Regions from separate parts of the Homo sapiens genome. Here region 2 is linked to region 1. A link is an interaction called in ENCODE POLR2A ChIA-PET data of the cell type or tissue named here. Cell type or tissue: IMR-90. All regions are shown on one strand. Links, peaks and the distances in the headings refer to the core of each region. The heading gives the core; the rest is flanking DNA. Region 1 overlaps LOC105374946 (a long non-coding RNA gene). Region 2 has its middle 170 kb from the start of JARID2-DT.

Region 1 (8,332 bases), core at 88-8,087:
GACTTACTGACTTATGCTCAATGTACATCCAGTTAGTTTTGTTCATTCATGTAGGGATTACTTTCAGACCTCACTTGTGTAGGTAGTATCCAGTTACCAGTGCTCCACTGTATACGGCATACGAGGTCCTCCTTGTTGAGATTCCCATGTCACTATTCAAGGGATTCTCCTGCCTCAGCCTCCTGAGTAGCTGGGATTAAAGGCATGTGCCAACCCGCCCGGCTAATTTTGTGTTTTTAGTAGAGACAGGGTTTCTCCATGTTGGTCAGGCTGGTCTGGAATTCCTGACCTCAGGTGATCTGCCCTACTCAGCCTCCTAAAGTGCTGGGATTACGGGTGTGAGCCACCGCGTCTGGCATATCATCTAATTTTTCTTTGAAATTTAGTGAATTTTGCTTGGGGTCTTTCACATACACAGCCTCACCTCTTATATCTGTTTGACCTTGCCATTCCTTACAGAGACAAAATGAATAAAGAGGACATTGGAGGAGAAAACATTTTTGTTTTTTATTCCTCATGACTATGAGCCACAAAGATCTTTGGGAAACTCCTACAGGAATCTATACTTCAGAGAAAGGAGGGCAGAGGGAAGTTGCTGAAATATATCTGATTGTGTAGCTGGCCAGGGAAGAGAGAGACTTTGGTCATAAGGAACAGATGGTGATGATGGGATAAGAGGTCTGAGGCCAATCTTGGGACCAGCAGAAGAAAATAAAGTCTTCTGGAAAACCATCTGTGCTAGGAGCTCTCTCACGCATGGTTTAATTGAGTGTTTCCAAATGTCTTCCTTGGAACTCTAGTCCCAGGAGATGTCTCGTAAGAAGAGGAATCTGAGTTTAAATATGTTTGGGAGATGCTACATATCACATTATTGTCTTGAAGAAGTCCTACAATAAGAAATCCATTTAGATTCTGGGCGCGGTGGCTCACGCCTGTAATCCCAGTACTTTGGGAGCCTGAGGTGAGCGGATCATGAGGTCAGGAGTTCGAGACCAGCCTGACCAACATGGTGAAACCCTGTCTCTATTAAAAATACAAAAATTAGCCGGCTGTGGTGGTGCATGTCTGTAATCCCAGCTACTCAGGAGGCTGAGGCAGGAGAATCACCTGAACCTGGGAGGCGGAGGTTGCAGTGAGCCGAGATCGCACCACTGTACTCTAGCCTGGGCGACAGAGTGAGACTCTGCCTCATAAAAAAAAAAAAAGAAAAATTCATTTAGTGTTTCTCCTTCATCTCATTAGCAGGATTGCCATGTCCAAGGAGATGTGCATTTAAAATGTTGGAAGATATTGCAAATTTGCATATATTTCTATGTCAACCGATGATGTATGAGACCTCCTTGTGACCTAGCATTTCCTTTTTTTTTGAGACAGAGTTTCGCTCTTGTTGCCCAGGCTGGAGTGCAATGGCGTGATCTCGGCTCACTGCAACCTCTGCCTCCTGGGTTCAAGCAATTCTTCTGCCTCAACCTCCCAAGTAGCTGGGATTACGGACATGTGCCACCATGTCCAGCTAGTTTTGTATTTTTAGTAGAGATGGGGTTTCTCCATGTTGGTCAGGCTGGTCTCAAACTCCTGACCTCAAGTGATCCCCCCACCTCGGCCTCCCAAAGTGCTCTGATTACAGGTGTGAGCCACCGCGCCCGGCCCCCCTTTTTATTTTTTGAGACGAAGTCTTGCTCTTTTGCCCAGGCTGGAGTGCAGTGGAATGATCTCGGCTTACTGCAACTTCTGCCTCCTGGGTTCAATCGATTCTCCTGACTTATCCTCCTAAATAGCTGGGATTACAGGCAACTGCCACCATGCCTGGCTAATGTTTTTGTATTTTTAGTAGAGACGGGGTTTCGCCATGTTGGCCAGGCTGGTCTCAAACTCCTAACCTCAGGTGATCCACCTGCCTTGGCCTCCCAAAGTGCTGGGATTACAAGAGTGAGCTGCTGCGCCCGGCCAGCATTTCCCATTTTTATTTGAGTGTGGAAACTTCCTTTTTGGTAATTCCTATTAATAGCCCATACAGCTGATGTTCCAGAAAATAGTTTGGGAATAGGGTCTATCTTATTTTGAATTTTTCAAAATTTTTAATATTTTTGATACTGGTCTATTTTTAGTCTTCTACAATCTGTGTACAGTGTGCGTTACTATCCTCTTTCTATAAATGAAGAACTGAAACTCAGAAAGAAACCTGACCACTTCTTATGAGGTACACTGTCTCTTAACGCCTAACCTACTGAACCCTGCCCTAGGGCACAGATGACAGCTGAGGCTGTACTTGCTGCAACAATCCACTTCTACTGCTAGGGGTTGAAACTCTAGATCCCTTTCCTCTGCAAGCATCGTGCAGTACACTATTGTTCGGTTTCTATGGTCTTTTTAGCACAGTTGTCTATTTTCAGTGCATTGCCGGTTATTAGCTACTGTGGCTTTTCTCTGTAATTCTATCTGCCATATATTGGAGCCTTTTTTTGTTTTAATTTTTTATTAAAATAGAGATGGGATCTCACTATGTTGCCCAGGCTGGTCTCAAACTCCTGGGCTCAAGTGATCCTCCTGCCTTTGGAGGCCGAGGTGGGCAGATCACGAGGTCAAGAGATAGAGGCCATCCTGGCCAACGTGGTGAAACCCCATCTCTACTAAAAATACAAAAATTAGCTGGGCGTGGTGGTGCATGCCTGTAGTCCCAGCTACTCGGGAGGCTGAGGTAGGAGAATCACTTGAACCTGGGAGGTGGAGCTTGCAGTGAGCTGAGTTCACGCCACTGTACTCCAGCCTGGCGTCAGTGCAAGACCCCATCTCAAAAAGAAAAAAAAAAAAGGAGAGATATACTTCTTCTTTTTCCTTTAATTATTTTTAATTTTTTTTTAAAAGAGACAGGGTCTCACTATGTTGCCTGGGCTGGTCTTGAACTCCTGAGTTCAAGGGATCCTCCTGCCTCAGGCTTCCAAAGTGCTGGAATTACAGGCATGAGCCACCATGCCCGGCCAAGATACACTTCTTAGAAGGTATTGTCATCTTTATTTAAGGCTCGGAGAGGTTGTTGCTTACCCAAGGTTACATAGAACCAAGATTCACACAGTTTTGTTGGACTTCTTCAAAGGATACTGCCTTTTTTGGAAACATGTTTTGAGCTCCAGGCAACAACCAATGTTTGGAACCCACCTTATTGCATAATTTGGGACTACCCTAATCTTAAACCTCATTGACAATGATTGGCTGCTTTTGACTCTAGAAATGACTCTCCTGTGTCTCCTGAGTCCTATTTGCCTATCCATTGGTTAAGATCTGCTTTGGTCTAAACAGAGTTAAGGCCAGGCATGGTGGCTCATGCCTATAATCCCAGGGCTTTGGGAAGCCAAGGCGGAAGGATCATTTGAGCTCAGGAGTTCAAGACCAGCCTGGGCAACATTGCCAAATCTGGCCTCTATAAAGAAAAAAACAAAAAACAAAAAACTGGGCGTGAGGAGTACCTGTAGTTCAAGTTACTCAGGAGGCTGAGGCAGGAGGATCCCTTGAGTTCAGGAGCCTGAAGCTGCAGCGAGCTTTGATTGCACTACTGCACTCCAGCCTGGAAAACATGGTAAGACCCCGTCTCAATAAAATAAAATAAAATAATAAAATAAAATAAAATAAAAATAGCCAGGCGCAGTGGCTCACGCCTGTAATCCCAGCACTTTGGGAGGCCAAGGTGGGCAGATCATAAGGTCAGGAGTTCAAGACCAGCCTGGCCAATATGGAGAAACCCTGTCTCCACTAAAAATACAAAAAATTAGCCTGGTGTGGTGGCACATGCCTGTAATCCCAGCTACTCGGGAGGCTGAGGCAGGAGAATTGCTTGAACCCAGGAAGTGGAGGTTGCAGTGAGCTGAGATCGTGCCACTGCACTCCAGCCTGGGTGACAGAGTGAGACTCCATCTCAAAGAACAACAAGAACAACAACAACAAACAACAGCAACAACAGCAGAGTTAGCTATGATATGATGCGTTCTTATCCCCTACCCCTCATGATCTCCCGAATCTTTCCCCCTCTTTCCTCCTGTCCCTCTGTCCTTCTCTTTCCTTCATTTTTTATAAGACTGGCAAGGTTCTGTCTTCTCTCACGATATAACATCTTCATCTTCTGCCCAGTTGGGCATCAAACAAATGATTTTATGAAAGAAATCAAGACGAGACTGGGTTTGGTGGCTCATGCCTGGAATCCCAGCACTTTGGGAGGCTGAGGTGGGCGGATCACCTGAGGTCAGGAGTTCGAGACCAGCCTGGCCAACATGGGAAAAGCTGGTCTCTACTAAAAATATAAAAATTAGCTGAGCATGGTGGCGCATGCTTGTAATCCCAGCTACTTGAGAGGCTGAGGCACAAGAATTGCTTGAACCCAGGAGGCAGAGGTTGCAAGACAGGAGGCAAAGTCGGTGATTCTCAGTCATTTTCCCTGCAGCCCACTTCCCCCACTTCTGCCCTCATTCAGCCCATACCCCAATTTTTCCTACCTCTTCCCTCACCTTCTTACTTCCTGCCTCTCCCCAGCTAGGGAGGTTTTCCCATAGCTGGAGATTTTCCCTAAAGGGACGAAGCCTAGGGAAGGAGGATAAAGGCATAGAATAGACCCAGTGTGGAAGAGGCGTGAGGGTGAGGGGCACTTGGGCAAGGTGCATGGATGGAAATGAAGGAGAGGAAAGGTCTTCCCATCTACACAGGGCTGAGGATGCACAGCTTCAGAGTGACCACAAGGACGCTGAGGAAAGAGCAGTGGGGATGGAATGAGACAGACATGGAAGGCAGGAGGGGGCCTGCAGAGAGGCAGAGTCACAGAGCGCACGACACAAGGCTGAGGCAGGTGACAACACAGACATTCTGGAGAACAGAAGGGCATTCAGGGAGGAGAGCCAAGGCCACATAGGGTTGACTTTTTTTTTTTAAAGGATTAAGAATGAATCACTGTTTTCATAAGCATCAGTGCACATGCCATATGTTAGGTGTTGCCGGAGTAGAAAACCCCAGAACACGACTTAGAACAGGCCCAACAGCCTCATGCTCTGCCCTGACGGGGCCCTGTGGGAGAGCTCCTGGGCTTAGCTTTCCCCAGAGATGAGGTAATGCTCCTCAGGCATCTCTGGGGACGTGATCTTCACCCCCTCCCTCCTCTAAAGTGAAATCCAAACCAATATAAACCCTGTAAACCTTCCTTGACGGCTCCAAGGTTAGAAGAGAAGTGGAAGTTAGCCACATCATTAATAACAGATCCCCTGGTGAAGGCTCAGTAAACACTCGGAAATTAATAACAGAGAAAAGAGGAGCAGGATAGTAATTTGGATCATAGACTCCTTTGAAAATCTGAAGAAAGCTATAGACTCTCTCCCCAGAAAAAAGCACATGTACATATACACACCAGCTTCAATAAGATAGTGTCTGGATGTTTGTTAAAATCCTGAGGCCAAGGCCAAGGGTTGAGGGGCCATGGACCCCTGAATAAGAAGCCCTGACTTAGAGTATATGAAATAGTTTTGCATCTGTGATCTGTTTTGTCCAGCCAAGGCCCTGGAGATAGGGCAGATGCTGCCTGCGTGGGACAGGCAAAGAGACCTGGGCACAGAGGAGGACTGACTTGCTCCCTGCCTGTGCGAGGAGGTAGCGTGGAGCTAAATTTAGAACGCCTACCTCCATGGCCAGTCTTGTCTTATCACTCACTGTAAATTTGGAACCTGCTGTTAGACAAACTTTTCATTTTTTCTTACATTTTTAGGTAGTTAATTGGGGTTTTTAGAAAAGGGGAGAAATTAAAGGCCGGGAGTGACAGCTCACACCTGTAATCCCAGCACTTGGGGAGGCCGAGGAGGAAGGATCGCTCGAGCCCAGGAGTTTGAGACCAGCCTTGGCAATATAGTGAGACCCAGTCTCTATAAAAAAAAATAACAATAATAAAATAAAATAAAATAATAATGGCTCGGCGCAGTGGCTCACGCCTGTAATCCCAGCACTTTGGGAGGCTGAGGTGGGCGGATTACCTGAGGTCAGGAGTTCGAGATCAGCCTGGGCAACACGGTGAAACCCCATCTTTACTAAAAATACAAAATCAGCCGGGCGTGGTGACACATGCCTGTAATCCCAGCTACTCAGGAGGCTGAGGCAGGAGAATCGCTTGAACCTGGGAGGCAGAGGATGCGGTGAGCCAACATTGCGCCATTGCACTCCAGCCTGGGCAACGAGTAAATCTCCGTCCCGCCAAAAAAAAAGAAAAAAAAAAAATAATAAAAATTAACTAGGCATGGTGGTGTGTGCCTGTAGTCCCAGCTACTTGGGAGGCTGAGATGGGAGGATAGCTTGAGCCCAGGAGTTTGAGGCTGCAGTGAGCTGTGATGGTGCCACTGCACTCCAGTTTGGGCGACAGAGCAAGACCCTGTCTCAAAAACGAAACAAAACAAACAAAAAAAAAGGAAAGAAAAGAGGAGAAAAGACTATATTTTCAGGGCTTCAGGGATCATTTCTACAGTTTCTTACTAGACAAGTTTTTCTGAACGTGTAGAGCACTAAAATCAGGCCTGGTGTGGTGGTTCACGCCTGTAATCCCAGCACTTTGGGAGGCCGAGGTGGGTGGATCACCTGAGGTCAGGAGTTTGAGACCAGCCTGGCCAACATGGTGAAACCCTGTCTCTACTAAAAATACAAGAATTAGCTGGGCATGGTGGCGCTTGCCTGTAATCTCAGCTACTTGAGAGGCTGAGGCAGAGGAATCACTTGAACCCAGGAGGCAGAGGAGGCAGTGAGCCGAGATCGAGCCGTTGCACTACTGCCTGGGCAACAATAGCGAAACTCCGTCTCAAAAAAAAAAAAAAATAGGACTCCATCCAGTCATCACTGGAAGTGAGCTGACTGGAGCTAAACTTCAGAACTGTGTGAGCTGAGCGGTTACAAGACATTAGGAAGCTAAAAAAACTGGTGGATGAAGTTGTTAAGAGTATGAAACCCAAATCAACAGCCACCATGTTTTCAAAACAGATTTGTAAAAATTGCATTTGTTACACTGTACAGAAACTTTTTTTTTTTTTTTTTTGAGATGGTGTTTTGCTCTTGTTGCCTAGGCTGGAGTGCAGTGGTGTGATCTCAGCTCACTGCAATCTCCACCTCCTGGGTTCAAGCGATATTCCTGCCTCAGCCTCCTGAATAGCTGGGACTACAGGTGCCCACCACCGCACCCGGCTATTTTTTTTTTTTTTTTGAGATGGAGTTTGCTCTTGTTACCCAGGCTGGAGTGCAATGGTACTATCTTGGCTCACTGCAACGTCTGCCTCCTAGGTCCAAGCGATTGTCCTACCTCAGCCTCCCGAGTAGCTGGGATTACAGGCATGCGCCACCACACCTGGCTAATTTTGTATTTTTAGTAGAGATGGGGTTTCACCATGTTGATCAGGCTGGTCTCAAACTCCCAACCTCAGGTGATCCACCCACCTCTGCCTCCCAAAGTGCTGGGATTACAGGCATGAGCCCCCAAGCCTGACCAGAGGCTTTTTAAATTAAATAAATATCAAACTACATTCTTAAAAAGGAAAAAAGTGGGGGAGAAATTAGATTGTGCTTCCTCTTTACCCTTTTGTGACATCACCAGCACATTCTCACAGCTTCTTCTTCCTTCTACACTCAAAATACAAGATGAGGAGAAATCTGCTGGGTTTGAGATCCAGTAAGAAAGAAAGTGCCTCTTAATAGAAGGTAATAGGAATAACAGCCATCCATATTACAACTGCTGCTTCTTTCCCATTGTCAGAAAAATGGGGTCCATTTATGACTGGATGACAAATCCTACAGGGCTGAGAGTTAATAGAAACCCTGCAATGCAGTTAGGACGTGCTGACTTTTTGTGCAGTCTTTTAACGGGCGCAAGGACCAGGCAACCTTCCAGCCACTTAACAGTCTGAAAACTCTTCTTGCCTAGTAGGTCCTCTGTTTCCTTTAGTGTTTAATAATGGAATAATGTGTGCTCATAACAGGTAAGTCATGGAAAATGAGCGTGATACTGCATTAGAGGTTATACTTCATGAGGAGATGAACTGGTGTGAGCTTACGTTTTGTTTTGTTGGGATTTTATTTTGTTGGGACTTTTTTTTTTTTTTTCACCGTGTTAGCCAGGATGGTCTCCATCTCCTGACCTCATGATCCGCCTGCCTCGGCCTCCCAAAGCGCTGGGATTACAGGCTTGAGCCACCGTGCCCGGCCACAAGATGGGTTTTCATTCAGCAAGCACATAGGTGTTTGCTGTATGATGAATGGGGCGTAATTTAAAATTTAGTGGGATGTCTTATAAATGACGTGGCTTTTTCTGGAACCTATAGAACATAGAAAT
Region 2 (8,332 bases), core at 166-8,165, 77 kb after region 1:
GTAAGTGCTGGGGCCTCTGCCCTCCCAGACAACCTGATGATACCTCTGTCTCTTAGCAGCTCTGACCCTGCATGCAGTTTTCCCTTATGGTTTTGCTGGAGAAGGGCTTTTGCTAAGCCTCACTGGGATGTGGTGAGGGCTAATTAGATAATGCCTGTGAAGCCCTTGGAGCTCCTTGGAGATGGGCTCTCTCTCTATGTATTATTAATAGTGGTAGAACACAGTGTTTCCAAACTGAGGACCGTGTGGGGAAGGAAGGGCAGTAAAGGGCTGCAGAGGAGACGGTGCCAAAGGAGCCCGTTTTTGGAGAAGGCTGTCAGCCTTCAGCCTTGTCATGTGATCTGGGGGGCTGGGGTAAAGGACAGGGACCGCCATTAAGAAGTAGAAACGTGGGTGTCCCCTCCACAGACAGTACGTGCATGAACAACATGAGTGGGCAAAGGACGGTTCCTGTTAAACCTGTCTGTGGCCCTGATGTGGGAGCCGAGGAGAGACATCAGTTAGGCTGAGTCCCAGCTGGACTGTGCCCTCCCAGGCTTTTTCCAATCTGGGAACTGTGCTGGCTTTTAGGACCACTTCCTGGCCTGGCCAGCATTACCCCCAAGAGAGCTCTCTGCTAACTAGCCAGCTTTTGTTTTCTAAGGGAGGAGGGCAAATGACCACCCTGACTAACCCTCTCCGCCTGTGTGAAGGTTGTTTGGGAAGTGCCTCATGCAAATTTCAGTATCAAATGGCCAAGTCATTAGAGGACTAATTTGGGGGTGTCTAATCCTGTGGGAACAGTTGGGTCTCTCCTCCCACTGTTTCCTGTCACTGGAGGATGTAGCTGGTAGACCTGGCACCTCTGTCCCTGTTGACTGCCCTGTATCTTCTTGGGTGGGTGGGTGGCTGTCCCTCAAAAGATATGTTGAAGTCTGTTATGAACCAAATGTTTGCGTCCCCCCAAAATTCCCACATTGAAGCCTTAACCCCCAGCGTGTTGTAATTTGGAGGTGGGGCCTTTGGGAGATAATTAGGCTTAGATGAGGTCATAAGGGTGCGGCCCTCATGCCGGGAGCAGTGCCCTTGTTTTTGTTTTGTTTTGAGATGGAGTTTCACTCTGTCACCCAGGCTGGAGTGCAGTGGTGCGATCTTGGCTCATTGTAACCTTCTCCTCCCGGGTCCAAGCGATTCTCCTGCCTCAGCCTCCCGAGTAGCTGGGATTACAGGCGCCCGCCACCACACCCAGCTAATTTTTGCACTTTTAGTAGAGATGGGATTTCCCCATGTTGGCCAGGCTGGTCTTGAACTCCTGACCTCGAGTAATCCTTCCACCTCAGCCTCCCAAAGTGCTGGGATTACAGGCGTGAGCCACTGAGCCTGGCCAGAGCAGTGCTCTTGTAAGAAGAGACGTCTGAGCATTCTTTCTCATGCTCTCTTGCTCTCTCTGAAATTGACCCTGCTGACACCTTGATCTTAGGCTTCCCAGCCTCCAGAACTGTGAGAAAACAAACTTCTGTTGTTTAAACCACCTGGCCTATGGTATTTTGTTATGGCAGCCTGAGCAGACTAAGACATAGTCTTGACCCCCAGTAACTCAGAATGTGACCTTATTTGGAAATAGGGTTGTTGCAGTAGTAATCAGGTAAGATGAAGTCATACTAATGTGGATGGGTCCCCTAGTCCAAAGCATCTGGTGTCCTTATAAGAAGAGACATGGGAAGGGATGGGCACAGAGGGAAGACAATGTGAAAACACACAAGGAGAAGGCCGTGTGACAACAGAGACAGAGCTGGGAGCCACGTGTCACAAGCCAGGCACGGTGAAGGATGGCCAGCAACACCAGGGGGCAAGGGAAAGGCATGGAGCAGGGGTCCCCAAGCCCTGGTCCATGGCCTATTAGGAACTGGGCCACACAGCAGGAGGTGAGCGGCGGGCGGTGGAGCGAAGCTTCATCTGTATTTACAGCTGCTCCCCATGGCCCATGTTACCGCCTGAGCTCTACCTCCTGTCAGATCAGTGGCAGCACTGGGTACTCTATGAGTGTGAACCCTATTGTGAACGGTGCATGTGAGGGATCTAGGTTGCGTGTTCCTTATGAGAATCTAATGCCTGATGACCTGTCACTGTCTCTCACCCCCACCAGATGGGACCATCTAGTTGCAGGAAAACAAGCTCAGGGCTCCCACTGATTCTACATTATGATGAGTCATATAATTATTTCATTATATATTATATTACAACGTAATAATAATAGAAATAACGTGCACAATAAATGTAATGTGCTTCAATCCTCCTGAAACGACCCCCACCCTCCATCTGTGGAAAAATTATCTCCCACAAAACTGGTCGCTGGTGCCAAAAAGGTTGGGGACCGCCGGCTTAGAGCCTTCAGAACGCGAGGAGCCCTGCCGACACCTTGATTTCCGACTTCTTATTTTCAGAACTGTGATAGAATGATTTCCTATAGCTTTAAAGCACCCAGTTTTGGTACTTTGTTACAGCAGCCCTAGGAAGCTGGCACTCCAGGGTCTGAGGTTTTTCCATTGCCCTTTCGATCAGCCCGCAAACACCTCCATTGATGTAGAAAGCCAGCCAAGCCGTGTAGGCCTCAGCTCTCTTTGTTTCCCTGTTTCGGGAAGTCTGTGCACTTGGGCTCCCAGGTTCTCCCATTGAAGCCAGGCCTTCTGCTGCCAAGTTCTCAGACAAAAATGTTCAAAGGCACAAAAGAGCTTAGAAACCCGGCGGCTCCAGAGCTGTAGGAAAGCACAGCCGTCTTCCTGTTTCGGGAAAGGATAAGTGTTTCTGAATATCAAAAATCACAAGTCGTTATTTTCCCTCGTATATCATCACGTGACATTTTATTATGGGACACCCAAACTCATCACAGGTTAGTCCCATAAATTAGCATGGGGACACGGGCAGGTTTGGTACGAATTAGTGAAAATCCCAACACACTGGATGACCTGGCAGGCTCCGGCATGGAAACATCTTTGCTGTGCCTGTCAGCCACCCTCAGGCCTTGAAGGGTGGACATTAGAAAGCCACTACTGTCCCCCTGCCCCCGTCCCCCAATAATTCCAAATCACAGGGCCTAAAATAGGTATCTTTTAGGCACATAAACCTCAGCTTCTGTTTGTCATGTGTATGAACAAACCCAATAAAATATATCATGTTACCAAAGCCAGTTGTACCATGTTATTTAAACTAGTAATTAAGAGTCTTAAAGCTGGCTTTTCTACAGTCACTGAACCATCAGCATCCCCTGGCTGGTTCTAGGCAGAGAAAGCACAGTGGGGAAATTTGGACCACAGATACCTGGCATTTATCTTAGGTTAGATCATCTTTCAGAATAAGCAGAAACCTTCAGCAACCTCAAGTCTAGACTCAGCCTCTAGAAGGCCTGCTCAAAATAGCGCCTGAGGCTTTGCCTGTGGGGAATGCCCTCCCCAACTGGCATCTTCCCATTGCTGGGAGGGGTTGGTACCATTAACCCAGGAAATAAAGCTTTCTTTGTCAGCGAGCTGCCCAGTTGACTCAGACCAACCAAGGGTTTCTGCTTCCCCGTGTATTTACATTGAAAAAAGATACAGAGGCTGGGTGTGGTGGCTCATGCCTGTAATCCTAGCACTTTGGGAGGCCGAGGTGGGCAAATCACCTGAGGTCAAGAGTTCGAGACCAGCGGGGCCAACATGGTGAAACCCCGCCTCCACTAAAAACATAGAAATTAGCCAGGCATGGTGGTGCGTGCCTGTTATCACAGCTACTCTGGAGGCTGAGGCAGGAGAATTGCTGGAACCCAGGAGGCAGAGGCTGCAGTGAGCTGAGATCATGCCACTGCACTCTAGCCTAGGCAACAGAGTGAGACTCCATCTCAAAAAAAAGAAAAGAGATAGAAACTTGTGTGTAAGTAACTAATGTTTCAATTTGGGTTACTTCTGAAAGCAAAATGGTGCTAAAGATATGGCTTCTGGCTATTAAAAATGTTCTCAGGGGCTGGGCACGGTGGCTCATGCCTATAATCCTCTTAGCACTTTGGGAGGCCAAACCAAACCAGGAGAATTACCCAGTTGGCTGGGGGATGAAAATATGAACTTGACTTTGGGTAGCTTGCTTTGGGACATTCTGGTTTCATTCTGTTTTGTTTTTTTTTTTTTTTTTTTTTCCATGCATTATCTCAGTTAACCCTCACAAAAATCCTAGACTCCAGGATTATTTCTTAGGGTTCGTATGAGACAGCTTATATGTGACCTTTCTAGGGAGACTTTCTGTCACCAGCGTGCCACCAAGATCTGGGAATGAGTCTTACTGGTAGATATTAAGACACTGTGTGTGTCAGGAAACTTGCGTGATTCCCATCACAATCTCGTACTGTGGTTGGTGACTGGGTCTGCTTGTATTTTTCCCCCAGAGACACTCAGTGCCAAGGTATACAATTTGTTCTCGCTACTTTCCTTCTGATTTACCATTTGCAGCTCTGTGGGATTGAACACATTAGGTTCTTTCCAGAAAGCAGGGCATGAAAAGCTGAGAGGAAAATGGGGGAGGCCAGGAAATACCAAGTAGGACGGTGTGTTGATGGGAGCAGACAGGTGGGAAAATGTCCCATCAGTCGAGGAAAAGGGCCCAGGATAGGGATACAAGACCACCTGCCCTCCAACATCCCCATAGTGAACAGGGCTGGCCCTGTGGCCATAATGTCAGTGAGTGGAGTGCACCCAGGGCCCTGTTCAACAGAAGAAGGAGCGCAGAGAGAGATGAGCATGTTTCTTCTGGAGCAGCAGGGTCACCCTCCCGTGGTGCGTGTGCTTTGGGACAGTTCGGCACTACTTGGTCTATTTGAGCTGACTTTTTGCATATCTGCTCTAGAGTGCTCTGGCTGTCCAGGAGGGTGAGGAAAAGTATATGGAGGTGGAAGGACTGGGAAAGCATGTTACTCCCAAAGGGCCACATCTAGAAATGCTGCCTGGGCTTTGGACAGAAAATCTGTATTTGCGTGTGTGCATGTGTGTGTGTATGAGTGTGTGTGTGTGTGTATGAAAAAAGGAGTAGCTCTTCATCAATCAACCACTTGTCCTGATTAGAAGGGGCAGGAGCAGGGACAACTGAAGGCTTATTAAATAAAAGGTCCAGTTTCCTTCATATATAAAAAGAAACATCATGCTTTGTAAAGACTTCAACCCTAATACACACAAAGTAGATAGTAAAGTCACAGCTCGTCTCCCTCTACCCAAGGATAGCCACTAAACTTACTTTGAAGTGGGGAGTGAGTACTTTGCCTCTTACATTCTGTGATTTCAGGTAACTTAGGAGTCCTCTGAATGTAATAAAAACAAACGCCCATGCAATGGAATTAAATTTGGTGTAGTGGAAAGGGTGCTGGACTGAGTAAGATCTCAGTGCTTAACTAGATTCTGCTACTAACATGCTGTGTCACACGGTCTTTCATTTAGGACTCCAGCCTGGGCCTATCAGGATGGGGTGAAATTGCCATGTGGGAGCCCGGTGACTGGGAGATCCACCCTGGCCCATCCCTGCTCCACCTTCAAGGTGTCTGCTTCCAGCCCTGTCTAACTAGCCTTTTGTTCCGGCTTTGACATTTTTCTGCCTCTCGGATCTTGGTCCTTGTGTCATCAGCCTTCCTGACTCAATGACCTGACTTTTGCCCTGGCCTTCTCTCTGGTTTGATGCATTTAGACTAATCCACAGACCATTCAGAGGAAGTCTATGTTAACTTGGGCAAATAATCTATAACATGAGTGGTTAGATAATCATAGTGCCCATTGATTAAGCATTGATTAAGCACTTATATGATGCAGGCATTATGCTAAGCACTTCATATCAAATTTATTCCTCCCAACATACCTAAGAGATAGGATTTAAAGAGCCTAACAGTGAGGTTGTTTTTGGCTGCAAGTAATGGAAAACCCAACTCAAACTGGCTTAAATGAGAAGGACGTTTATTGGCTCACATAGCTCACAGGAAATCCAAAGGCAGAATAGGCTTTAAAGTTGGTGGATAGTTGGTCTATAAGAAGGACTTCAGGCTCTTTCCATCTTTCTGCTCTGCCATAGGCAGTGTGGACTGCATCCTAAGCCTAGCTCTCCTCATGGTTGAGGAGTGGCTGTCAACAGTAGTCAAAGTTCTTTGCTTTCTTTTCCATGGTAAGCCTAAGAGAGGGAATTACTTCTGGAAATTCTCTTAGAGGAACTGTCCTAGAAACTCTTGGGAAAATCCCCCTGTATGTGTCTTCCTGGACTGATATGTCTCACATTTCAATAGCTGAAGAGGAGGATAAGCCTGCTTTGATTGGTTTAGATAAATCAAGACTCATTCCTGGCACTAGAGAAATAGCTTTCTCTAGTGGCATGGAGGAGAACGAAATCAGGGCTTCACTAGGAGAGAGGAAGGAGGGAGATGAATGTTGGGTAGGCCACTGTATTAGTCCTTTCTCACACTGCTATAAAGAAATACCTGAGACTGGGTAATGTATAAAGAAAAGAGGTTTAATTGGCTCATGGTGCCACAGGCTGTACAGAAAGCATGGCTGGGGAGGCTTCAAGGAAATTTACATTCACAATCATGGCAGAAAGGGAAAGGGAAGCAGGCACATCTTCACTGGCCAGAACAGGAGGAAGAGAGAGGCGGGAGGTGCTACACACTTTTAAACAACCAGATCTCATGAGAACTCACTCACTATGGCGAGAGCAGCAAGGGGGAAATCCATGCCCCCATGATCCAGTCACCTCCCACCAGGCCTCTCCTCCAACATCGAGGATTACAATTTGACAAAAGATTTGAGTGGCGACACAGACCCAAATCATATCAGCACCAACAAGACCTACGAAAATGAAGTTAAGATAGAACTTGGGCAAGTTAACCTTGTTCTTAACTGCTGTACCTCATTGCCTGATGTCTGTTCTCTCTCAAATATTCCACGTGTCTAATCAATTAGAAACATTTCAACCAGTATAAGAGTATATGTAAACTAGTATAAGAGTATAAATAAATGCTGTCTTAATCGCTAGACACATTCAGCTTCTCTATATAGCCTTTTTCAAAGGATATTTTGTAAGTACCAATTAATATTGAAGAAGATTTTGGTCTAAGATATCTGATTGTCAGTTTACGAGTGAAGCGTTTTAGTTTCAAAGCTCCAGATCTCTTTCTGATTCCCTAATATGCAAGTATACAAGATTTCATTCCATAATTAAATTAAAATAGTTTATCCACAATAAAATCTGGGAAAATCAAACAATGTTTATCTTCTCCTGGGTTTATTTATTAAGACAAACTCCTCTAAGGGAGGTGGAGCAAGATAGCCAAATAGATCCCTCCAGCAATCACCCCCACTGCCCTTGCAGGAATACCAGATTGCAGAACTATCCACACAAGAAAGCACCTTCATAAGAATTAAAAATCAGGCATCCTCTCCACCCCACAGCCACTACCGCTGTGGCATGGTCAAAACCAAAACCAAAGCCAAGGCCGGGTGTGGTGGGCCACACCTGTAATCCCAGCACTCTTTGAGAGACCAAGGTGGGCAGATTGCTTGAGGCCAAGAGTTCAAGACCAGCCTGGCCAACATGGTAAAACCTCATCTCTTCTAAAACTACAAAAATTAGTTGGGCATGATGGTGCACGCCTGCAATCCCAGCTACTTGGGAAGCCAAAGCAGGAGAATCGCTTGAACCCAGGAGGCAGAAGTTGCAGGTTGCAGTGAGCTGAGATCGTGCTACTGCACTCCAGCCTGGGCGACAGAGTGAGACTATCTCAAAAAAAAAAAAAAAGAAAAAAGAAAAAAGAAAAAACAAACAAACAAACAAACAAACAAAACCAAAAAAAAAAAACCAAGTGTCATTTTATGAGACAGATCTCAATAATGGAACTTACAGCTCATCAGGGTAGGGACACAACTCGGCACAGTAAAAATGAACCCCAGGCACCGTCTCCAGCATTTCCTGAGGTTTTCAGGAGTGAGACCAACCCTAAGTAAATTCTGACTGTCTCCAATGCTCCAGGAATCTAACTGAGCCCATAACCTTTTTTTGGTAGTGTTACGGTGAATTTTATTTTCACTATGCAATTTTTGTTATATTCTGGTGATTGCTAGAATTATGTATTCACTGTTATATCATAATAAGACTCTTTATGCATGTATGATTTTTCACAAATACCTTTTATTAATAAAATTTCCTAATTTTACATGGTTAAAAGTGAAAGTGGCAGATCTGTAGTCTCATGATCCTCTGCTATGATTTATTGGTGAATTGCAAAAGTTAATGTAATTTAAAGTTGGCTCAACAAGGGGGTATTGTACTATTAGAGTCCATATTTCCAATGTGGCCTCAA

What was found. Peaks named below come from ENCODE experiments on the same cell type or tissue, not always from the same donor. Only the 100,000 strongest peaks of a DNase experiment are listed, where the experiment ranks them.
Region 2: POLR2A ChIA-PET joins it to region 1 with 15 read pairs; 4 of 35 experiments call an interaction of 5 or more read pairs at or near these places.

Annotation. Positions count from the first base shown.
Region 1 is chr6:15,145,280-15,153,611 of GRCh38, reverse strand. The region is part of intron 2 of LOC105374946 (a long non-coding RNA gene); the gene reads left to right. Among named protein-coding and RNA genes, the nearest start is that of JARID2-DT, 96 kb to the left of the region's middle. In IMR-90, for the core only: no CTCF peak of the experiment used is centred there; a DNase peak (open chromatin) is centred at 5,041; H3K27ac peaks cover 274 bases.
Region 2 is chr6:15,068,577-15,076,908 of GRCh38, reverse strand. No RefSeq gene overlaps it. Among named protein-coding and RNA genes, the nearest start is that of JARID2-DT, 170 kb to the left of the region's middle. In IMR-90, for the core only: no CTCF peak of the experiment used is centred there; no DNase peak of the experiment used is centred there.